Linked DNA regions of Homo sapiens: region 2 is linked to region 1. A link is a loop called in an ENCODE intact Hi-C map of the cell type or tissue named here. Cell type or tissue: PC-9. All regions are shown on one strand. Links, peaks and the distances in the headings refer to the core of each region. The heading gives the core; the rest is flanking DNA.

Evidence for each region. A loop is a pair of places that touch in the nucleus more often than their neighbours do. Peaks named below come from ENCODE experiments on the same cell type or tissue, not always from the same donor. Only the 100,000 strongest peaks of a DNase experiment are listed, where the experiment ranks them.
Region 2: a loop joins it to region 1, with 2.3 times the contacts of the local background. A loop is called at or near these places in 3 of 110 quality-filtered maps.

What each region holds. Positions count from the first base shown.
Region 1 is chr22:35,567,238-35,572,608 of GRCh38, forward strand. No RefSeq gene overlaps it. Among named protein-coding and RNA genes, the nearest start is that of RASD2, 29 kb to the left of the region's middle. In PC-9, for the core only: no CTCF peak of the experiment used is centred there; a DNase peak (open chromatin) is centred at 2,334; H3K27ac peaks cover 805 bases.
Region 2 is chr22:35,486,174-35,491,544 of GRCh38, forward strand. No RefSeq gene overlaps it. Among named protein-coding and RNA genes, the nearest start is that of RASD2, 52 kb to the right of the region's middle. In PC-9, for the core only: no CTCF peak of the experiment used is centred there; a DNase peak (open chromatin) is centred at 3,258; H3K27ac peaks cover 294 bases.

The DNA of each region.
Region 1 (5,371 bases), core at 65-5,064:
CCTGGCCAGGATGCCACTCAGATTTTATTTCATTGGATGGGGGTGAGGCCCAGACGTGGATATTTTTAAAAAGCTGCCCAGGTGATGCCAACGGGGTGCCAGGGTTGAGAAGCACAGATCTGGTGATCGCTAAAGGTCAGCCCAGCGCCGACTGTCAGAGTGTGTGGTCCCATGGCCAGGTCTGCACACTGACACCATGCTGTCCTATGCAGCGCTCAGAAGCAGATTGGAAAAGTCTCAAAAAGATCTCAGTGCAGCTATTAGACAAGGTCACGCGCCCCCTCATGGGAAACGGCTCTTGAGTTGATGATCAGGATACAGACCCTGGCAGAGAGCTGAACTTTCTTTTCTGCTGACTGACACATGATGAATACTTTAATTAAAGACTCAACCCCACACATCAATCATCAGCAGACCTCCCCCACCAATGTGCCCTCCCACGGGAGGGCTGGAAAAGCTGTCTCTGTGTGCCAGGTGGGACAAGGGGAGGGTGCACCCAGGCTGCCGCTGAGCGCTGGGAGTTAACCTGACATCATGTCCAAACAGGGGGCCCGATTAGCAGGAGGACCCTTGGCTGCCTCACAGCAGAGACAGACCCATGAAAAGATTTTCTTGAAGCCAGCCGGTTGTACGTCTGTACAGTCCAGAGGTTTCCATAGCGACCCGTCTCTTCCTAAGGCTGACAATGGGCTCCAGCACCAGGGGAAGGCTTTCAACGTCCTGAGGATCCCAGCCCGAAATGGATGGGCTGAGCCTGTCTAATCTTGGCTCCACTGGTCCCTCGAGGCACGTCCTTTCAGAAAGGACACTGAACAGGCGGCAGCCCCGCCCCCACTGAGCCCTCAGAGGATGGGAAAGCAATCTTTAGGATGACAGCAGTTAGCGGGTACCTCTCCGTGGTCCCTCTCCACCAATTAGGGCGGTGGATAAGCAGCTGTACCCTGAAGTTAGACCACCCAGGATTCAAATCCCGGCTCTGCCACCTGGGTAACTATGGGCAAGTGACTTGATAGCTGCCTGCCTCAGTCTCCCCAACTGTGAAATAGGGATAATAATACTATCCTCTTCATAGGACTCTTTTGAGGATTACCTGAGTTCATTAAGGGAAGTCCTTACTACAGAATCCGGCACATTGCTCTCATTTTTTACAGCCCAATAGTCATAGATCATGAGACGGTCTCAGTCCCCAGGCTAGAAGGGCTATGCCAGGCCCCCAGTCTCTCCACTGCCCAGGGCGGTGTTTCTGAGGCTTGACCTGGAGGATTTTTAGTCACCCCAATGTCCAGTGCACCCTCCATCTGTGCACCAGGATCTCTGAGGGTGGGACCCAGGCATCTCTTTTTGGAAAACTTTGCAGGTAGTTTCAATGCTTAACCAAAGTTAAGAACAATGGAAATCTGTCAGCTTTTGTGCCTGTAAGGTTTATTTGGCCTGAGTCGTGAGACCCCATGGAGCTCCTGCAGCCTGTGTGGAATCAGGGGAGGGAGGAGTGGACACAAACAATATTTGCACAGTACTAGGCACCCTTTGTGTGCTCATTCATTCATTCATTCCACACAAGCACTTATGCACTTACAATGTGCCCATGCTGTGCCGATAGCCAGGAATGAGACAGAGGGGCCCCGCCCCATGGCACTTACTGACCCGTAGGGGAGGCAGACATTTATGGTTTATCACACAAACACGCTGGCAATGATAAGAACCACACAGAGCAGCTGAAGTGGTCAGGTGGCTTCCCATTCCAGGTGAGATCTGGAGGTTGCGGGGCAGTTAGCAAGTGGGAGAGAGCTGCATGCGGGGAAGGTGGGAGGCGTTGCAGGAAAGGTGAGGGAGACACAGCTGAGCTGTGGTGCTGGCCAGCTGGGGCCTTGCGCCTTATCCGGGCACTGTGACGGCCACTAACAGGTTTTAAGTACCGGAATGACATGATCGGATTTGTAATTTAACTAGATCCTTCTGACTGCTGTTGGGGGAACAGACTGTCAACCTCACAACAGCACTGTCAGCTGAGTATTAGACAAATGATGAACCTGGGCCCAGGGAGCTGAGTCACTCATCAGAGACGTGTGGCTAGCAAGCAACAGAGGCCAGGCCCATCCCAGGCCCCTGCTCTCAGATCTGGGTTCTTTGCACCCCCTCCCCTGGCTGTGTCCATCTCTCTCTCTGCTCCCCGTTTCGTCCCCATTATCTCAGGATCGACTCCAAACTCCCTGTGAGACAATACGATCATCCACATTGGATGACAGCCTTTCTCAAAGCCTCTGTGAGCACAAGTCTTCATTCTTTAGGGATCACTCTGATTTTGAGAAGCAGCCAAAGGCTTTCCAAGCCAAACTTGGCAGGATAAGGTAGGTGATTATATTAGTCACCTATTGCTATGTCACAAATTGCCCCAAAACTTAGTGGCTTAAAACAACAATAAACCTTAATTCTTTCACACATTTCTGTGTGTCAGGAATTGGGAGCAGCTGAGCTGCATAGTCTAGTTCTGGTCTCTCCTCTTTCCCAATGCCTCAGTTTCCCCAATTATAAACCAAGGTGCTTGAACCGGACCCTAATATCCCTCTTAACCTTGGTGCTTCCAGAAAAGGTTTGATTCTCCCACTCTTGCCAATTCCTCTTCCTCCTTAGGCGGTGGGCCCAGGCTCACAGAGAACTGCAGGTCATTAGCCAAACTTTTTTTTTCTTCCACAAAGAGCTTCGGCCTATAGCTGGGCGCTTTCTACCTACCTGCTGCAAAGGGCCGGAGGTGAAACCCTGAACCTGAGATGAGGTCAGAGCAAAAACCCAAAATGTCATCCCCCAAGACTCCTGAGCTGTGGCGGGGTGCACTGAGAATGGGTTGCAGACTTCCTTGTGGTCCGCTGCGGGGCCACTAACTGCTCTGAAGTGTCTTTGCCCTGAGTTCTCTGAAACACTGAGCACCTAAGGGAGAGCAGGCACGCGGCAGATGGGTGACAGCAGCCAGGCACACCTGCCGCACTCCGATCCCTCCTGGCTAGGGGCTAGGCATCTTGGAACGCTTACGAACGGGGTCTTCAGCTCTGCAGCCCCCAATCTCAAGACAGCTGGCTCTGTTCTGCCCATCAGGTCCTGAACCCGGAGGCAGGACCTGAAATACCCCAAGGCAGGGACTCACATCCACTGACCTGCTGTGTATCTGGGATTAACTGGAGTCTGGAAGACAACGGGGAGCCTCCAGCTCACCCCCAAAATGAAAGACAGCTCCTGGGGAGCTTATCATTTAGTAGGACAGATGGATAGTTGCCAAATAACCACGCAGGTAAAGGGACCATCACAAGTCTAGCAAGGGCTATGAGGAGCACAGTGGAGCTGGCTGTTAGTGGAGGGCCCCTGGCGAGGCCTCCTGGGGAAGGGATGGTTCAGCTGAGCTTACATCACAGGCAAAAATAAAATAGGGAAAAGAATATCCACCCTCCAAGGGCCCATTTAACTTAGCAAGGGAGAAATGGGGCAGGGAGATTAATGGAAAGAAGGAATTTGGTGGCCGTGCAGCAGGGTCCTGAGCGTCAGCGGCCCGTCATCCCAGTGTTCCTGGGAGGCCAGCACTGGGAGGCACTGGCATCCCAGCCAGCAGCCAGGGTCAGGATTCTAGCCAAAGAGACCTGTCAGGGCCTTGGCACCACCTTGGAGGGACTGCACCGTTCCGCTATCCATTGCTCCTGGAAGTGGCATTACCCTGCCTCCTGGCTGGTGCCGGCCCCTCTGAGCCTCAGCCTTGCTGCTGCTTCCCTGGCTGCATCAGATGCAAGTGGAACAGCAACAGGCCGGCACCCCCAGGGCTGTGTTCGGCCCCTCCGAGAGTCTGCCCTCTGTGGAGTGGAGTCCGGCTAGGACCGTCTTGGCCGCATGCTGAAAGCAGCCCCCAACCCCTCTGACCTACCAGCAACCCACCCACCAGCACGTGGTTGCAGCCTGCTTCTTGGGTCTCCCTGTTCTTGGTGCTTCACCCACCCAAGGCAGGTCATATCTCTCCCGGAGCCAGACCTTCCAAAGGCTTCCCACTTCACCCAAACAAACCCAAGATCCTTCCCCAGGCCTCCGAGGCACCGGCACATCTCTGGCCTCATCTGCTACTCCTCAACCCAGACCTCCTTGCTGTGCCTCCAACTCACAGGTACAGGCAGCCACAGGGCCTTGGTACCTGCTTTCCCCAATGACTTTTCTTCCAAATACACACGCGGCTTCATCTGTCACTTCCTCCACATCTCTGCTTAAATCCCGTCTATTCAAAGAGGGCTTCTTAGCTACTCCATCCAAAATAACCCCTCGGGCACTCTTTACTCCCCCTCTCTGCTTTTCTTCTTTATAGCATCTATTGCATTATATATATATATGAAATAAAAATTTTATTTATTATTTGTGTCTCCCCTAGAATGTAAATCTCAAAGCTCAGAACACTGGTTTTGTTCACTGCTATATGCCCAGTGCCGGCCAGATGCGGTGGCTCACGCCTGTAATCCCAGCACTTTGGGAGACCAAGGCGGGCAGATCATCTGAGGTCAGGAGTTCGAGACCAGCTTGGTGAACATGGTGAAACCCTGTCTCTACTAAAAATACAAAAATTAGCCAGGCATGGTGGTCCACATCTGTAATCCCAGCTACCCGAGAGGCTGAGGCAGGAGAATCACTTGAACCCAGGAGGTGGAGTTTGCAGTGAGCCGAGATCATGCCACTGCACTCCAGCCTGGGCAACAGAGCGAGACTCAGTCTCAAAAATAAATAAATAAATAAATAACCCCAGTGTCTATAGCATGGCCTGACGTATAGGAGGCCCTCAGAAAATATTTGTTGAATGAACAAATGAATCAAGCACAAATTAGGTTGTCAAAATACAGAATGGATGGGGGAGAATGCTATGATTGCCAAAATTGTGCCGAGTTGTTGGGTGGCAAATGTTTGTTGAATGACTATATGAATATATATTGACTGGGGGTGCCATAGGAAGAGTGCTCCTGCTGGGTACATGTCCCAGCTCTGCCACTGATGAGATAGGCCTGTCATAGGCCTATTCATGCCTATCTCCTTTTGAGGTCTTGATCTTCATCTGTGTAATATGAGAGAATTGTGTTAATATCAGGTCATTTTTTTTTCCATTTTTTAAAGCAGCTTTGAGGTGAAAACACACATGGCAACCCAATGGATAAAGCGGAGGTGGTGGTGTTGAAGGCAGGAATCTTAGAACCCTGTCCATTTGGACTCCTTTCTTTCCCTCCTCCCCTGTGCCCCAAGGTGGTTGGAAAGGCCCCTTCTGAGAACGGTTGAACTCCCCTGGACTCACAGTTCCCTAAATCCTGGTAGTAAATTGCATCTTTGTTTAGCAACTATTCATCACCAGCTCTGTCAGTTG
Region 2 (5,371 bases), core at 311-5,310, 81 kb before region 1:
GAGTCACTGCCCACCCTCCTGTTGCTGAATTCTAGCAGAGCTGTTGAGGCAGCGCCGCACAGATAATTCCTCCTTCCGTCCTCAGACCCTGAACCCTGACTTGGTGGCACTCCAGTCCCCTGGTTTTCTTCCTGCTGCGTGGGTCACTCCTCAGTCTCTCCAGGGCCACCGCTTCTGGCCGCTCTGAGAGTTGAAGTTTCAGTGGTACCAACCCAGGCGCCTTCTCCATTGCCCTCTCCCCTCCTTACCTCCACACTCTCTTCCTTGGTGATGTCATGCCTTTAAGTCCATATCTGAGCTGATGTTCTCCACATTCCTAGTGCCAGCCCTCCTGGCTTCCAGCTGCCTCCTTGATACCCCTCCCCAAATGTCCTGCAGGCACCTCAAACCCAATGTGTGCACCCCGAGACTCCTACTTTCCCAGTGAAGCCACGTGTGTGCCAACCAGAGCCTCTAAACTTGGCAGGAATATGCCTGTCATCCTCAAGTCTCCTCCAGGAGACTCTTTTTCAAGCCTCTATCAAGACTATTGAGACTAATAGTAAAAAGGTAATTAAACTCATCCACAAACTCCCAGGGACCTGATGATATTATTCTTCTCCATTAATAAAGGCTTGAAGTGAAACCAGTATCCTGTGGGAGTCCACAAAATCCCTTAAAATTATAAAACATTCTAAAACTGAAAACTAGGGGAAGTACTTAACTACACCACTCATAGATTCATTCATTCATTCAGTAACTGTTGGGTTCCTGCCATGTGCCAAGATAGGGGTCAGGGATAAGTTGGTGAACACAACTGGCCCAGTGCCTGCCCCTATGGGGCTTCCCCAGGCAGGAGACAGACAGTAACAATCCAAATGGACATATATAAAGCTCCCACTGCCCAGCGCAGTGGCTCACGCCTGTAATCCCAGCACTTTGGGAGGCCAAGGCAGGCAGATCATGAGGTCAGAAGATTGAGACTATCCTGGCTAACTCGGTGAAACCCCATCTCTACTAAAAATACAAAAAATTAGCCAGGTGTGGTGGCACATGCCTGTAGTCCCAGCTACTTGGGAAGCTGAGGCAGGAGAACCACTTGAACCCGGGAGGCGGAGGTTGCAGTGAGCCGAGATCATGCCACTGCACTCCTGCCAGGGCAACAGAGTGAGACTCCATCTCAAAAAAAACAAAAACAAAAACAAAAACTCCCACTAGAGGCTGTGCACTTTTCTAGGTGCTTTATGGTATAAGCCCATTTAACTCTCACAGCGGTGCCTCGAGTGGGTACATCTATTGACCCATTTTACAGATAAGGAAACTGCAGCATGGAGAGAGGATATAATGGGGCTGGGGCCGCACAGCTCCTGCCAGGCAAAACCTCTGTAATCCAGGCCGTCTGACTGCAAAGGCCATGCTCTTGGCTGCGATTCTGTCAAGATGCCAACAATGAGATAAATAAAATGTGTAATTGCAAACTGTGATAAGTGCTATGGAAAAAATCTTGGGGTGCTGGAGGAGCAGAGAGGAGGTTCAACCTAGTCCAAAAAGCTAGGGAGGACATCTCTGAGGAAGTGATATTTCAGTGAAGACTCAGGATGAGTAGACATAGCCCAGGCAAAGAGTTGAAACAAGGGCATCCCAGGAAAAAGAAAGGGCCTGTGCAAAGGCCCTGAGGCAGGAAAGTTCAGCACAGAGAGGTCCCTCATAGCAGTCTAGCAAAAATAAAGTGAGGGGCTGGGTGCAGTGGCTCACACCTGTAATTCTAGCACTTTGGGAGGCTGAAGTGGGCAGATCACTTGAGGTCAGGAGTTCGAGACCAGCCTAGCCAACATGGTGAAACCCTGACTCTACTAAAAATACAAAAGATTAGCCAGATGTGGTGGCGGGCGCCTGTAATCCCAGCTACTCGGGAGGCTGTGGCAGGAGAATTGCTTGAACCCGGGAAGCGGAGGTTGCAGTGAACCAAGATCGCACCACTGCAGCCTGGGTGACAGAGTGAGACTCTGGCTCAAAAATAAAATAAGGAATATGTGCATGGTGGAAAGTAAAGGACACTGGGCGAGGGCGGAAGGGTTGATGCCTGGGGGACACAGGCAGCTGCTGGCGGGATGGGATTTAGGGGGCTCCTAGAGCCTCTGCCGGCCTAATCATCTCTTCTTCACATTGTGTCATATGTCCTGAGAGTTCCCCATTACTGCTCTGTCCTCAAGGCTGTGAAAAGCAATTCGCGATGTCCAGTCTCCTGAGGAAAGTCCCACACCTGTGGGAGGTATAAAGCCTGGCTTCCTCCATGGAAGCTTCTTCTTCATCACAAGTGAGCCCCAGCTCTGCTCAGCCACTCTGCCCAGCACTGCGGCTCCAGGAGGAGGACCGAGTTGGATTCTTGCTCTCCAGGGGCCCACTGTGAGGGAGAAGCAGACAAGCCAGTGACTGCTGCACAGTGGGCCTGGACTGTGGTGCAGAGATGGCTGAGACCTAGTGGTGTTTCCAAACTGGGAGTGACCAGCCCCATAGAGAAACGTGGTGGGCGGGGAAAGCTTCCCAGCAGAGGTGATATTTGAACAGGAGCCCAGGGCTCACCAGGTGCAGAGTGGGGAAAGGCACTCCAGGAAGAAGGAGAGAGGAAAGAGAGGTGGGTGAGGATGACCTGAATCCTTCAGAGACCTGACTCAGCCTCAGGCAGAGATCTGGGAGGTGGGCTTCTCCCACTTCACAGGAGTAGGCTAGGATCATCATTTCCATTTAACAGATGGGGAAACTGAGCCTCAGAGAGAGGTTAGCTAATTTTCCCAAGGGCGCCTGAGTGGCAGAGCTGGGATTCAAACTCAGACTCTCTGACTCCAGAGGTAGAACTCAGATCCTCCAAGCTATGTTGCATCCCAAGTCATTGCCAGTACCCCTGAGAGCTGGACAGGCTTTGACAGGCAGGGAATGAGCACTGACTGCACTGGGGAATGGAAATCTTCTGGTCCCAACACAGCCAATGGCTCTGCAGGGCTCACGTCCCTCTTAAGGGCTCATGTCCATCTGTCTGTCATCTGGAAACAGACTCCTGCCCCTTCTCCCCCACGGGCTGCTGTGAGGCACTGAGGAGTGTCACAGGCAACATCTCCTTTGGGCTGGAACCCCTGGCAGTACCTGGGAGGGCAGGTGATGCCAGACAAGGCCAGCTGGAGGAGCCTGGAAGGAGGTGGGGCGGGGCTCTGAGAAGCATCGACTGCGGCTGCCCTCCCTCCCTGCCTCCATCTCCACCCTCCACCACCAGGCCGGTGTAATCAGGGCTATCCATCACCCTCCCTAAGGGCCAGGTGCCTGCTGGCAGCAGTACCACTGCCAGCTCATCCATATTTCATCAGCCTGTGAGAAAGAAGCGAGAGAGCAGAGGAGGAAAGATGGAGCCTAGGGGAACGGGCCCATCAACAACAGTGGCTGCCCCCCAGCCAGCCCCTCAACACAGGCTCTGTCAGCTGGCCCAGGCCACAGCCAGGCACCCTACTGGGAGGCTCTAGGATGTGGGTCAGGCAGATGAGGTGCTGTGGAAATAGTGATAATGGGGACAAGGACCTGCCATTCTTCTGGAGCCCTTGCTTGGTGCCAGGTGCTGTGAAGGCACTTCATGTACATTGCATTATCCAATCTTCTCAACTACCCTATGAGTAAGGCTCTGCCACGCCTCGCACTTTATGGGTGGAGAAACTGAGGCCCAGGTGATAAGTAGCCCACCTGAGGCTCTGCTCAGATGTGGCCAAGGCAAGATTCAGCTCAGGCACTCGGGTTCTGGCATCCTCACTCCAGCCCCAACCCCTGTGTTTCCCTGTGTGTGTTCAGAACCATGGACTTGCATTCCACTTCAGCTTGGGCTATGTCATCCCCCTCTGAGCCTCAGTTTCCTCCTCTGTACAATAGCTGCTTCCCAGGGTGACAGTGAGCCTTGAGTAAATGACTGCTACTCAGAGCCAGCCCGAAAAATATCCTTCCAGCCTTGGCTCAGACATCGCTGTCTCGGCAAGGCCTGGTTAAGGTTGCAGCAGCCCTGCTCCCCCCGCCGTCTGCTCTGTCCTGTCTTTCAGGTCGCGTATCACCTCTTCTCCATTGCCATTTATCACCCATCTCTGCTGCAGGGAGGCCAGGGTCCTGCCGATTTTTTCTGAGCAGTCTGGGAGCCTGGAGCAGCCCCAGGGTGAGTGGTTCCTGAGCATTGTCAGAGGGAATGAGTACACGGATGGGTGTTCTATTCCCCCTTTTCAGGGACCTCTTAGAAACAGGAGGATTGGGGGTGAGATTTAGCTGTCAGGGCTAGGCAGGGCCAGAGGGGCTGGGAAGGACGTATTCACGGAAGGGGAAAGAAAACACGTTGACTCTGGGCCAGGAGGATGGGCAGGGAGTGAACCCAGGCATGGGAGAGATGGACTTTTCCAGGGTTGGGGGGTGCCATTCCAGATTTCAATTCCCCCTGGGTGCAGAGGGTCCATCAGCCTGGAACAGCTACGTCCAGAGTGTGTCCCCTCCATCCCCCAGCACACCTGCTGTCCCCTCCTTTCCCAGGGGTCCCGAGGCCTCAGGCTGTCTAGCCAGGGCCCTGTTGCCCCCACACCAGGTCCTCTGCCTGCCTCATGCTCATTCAGCCCAGGTTGGGCACTCACAAGCTTCTCAGTCTGCTTCTGATTTAGAAAGATCATTGCAGGCCAGGCGTGGTGGTTCACCCCTGTAATCCTAGCACTTTGGGAGGCCGAGGCGGGGGGATCACCTCAGGGCGGAGTTCGAGACCAGCCTGAGCAACATGGAGAAAGCCCATCTCTATTAAAAATACAAAATTAGCCAGGCGTGGTGGTGCATGCCTGTAATCCCAGCTACTTGGGAAGCTGAGGCAGGATAATCGCTTGAACCCGGGAGGCGGAGGTTGCAGTGAACCAAGACTGCACCACAGCACTCCAGCCTGGGTAACTAGAGTGAAACTCCTTCTGGGAAAAAAAAAAAAAAAAAAAAAAAAGAAGGTCATTCCAATTCGGAGTCATAAGTATCAGAACTTCATGACTCTTGGAGACTCTGATCCCCTGAGGAGAGAGTGAGCTCAGAAAGGAAAAGTGACCGTTCAGGTCAAACAGCAAGGTCTGCCAAATCCTGTCCCAGACTCAGTGGAGGGAAAGTCCTGGTACACCCCCACACCCTCCTTTGCATCTCCCCCCCAGCTCCCATATTCTAGAAATCCAGCCTGGCTTTCAAGTCCCTGGGCAAGCCAGGTGCCCTCCACCCCTATCCCCAGTCGGTCGACCTTCCCTGCTCCAGGCATACTCTGTGTCTGCTTCAGGTGTCATCTCTGCCCCAGGTGTGTTCTCTGCTCCCTCTTCCCCGCTGTGCTCCCTGTCTCAAGTGTACTCCCTGTCCTAGC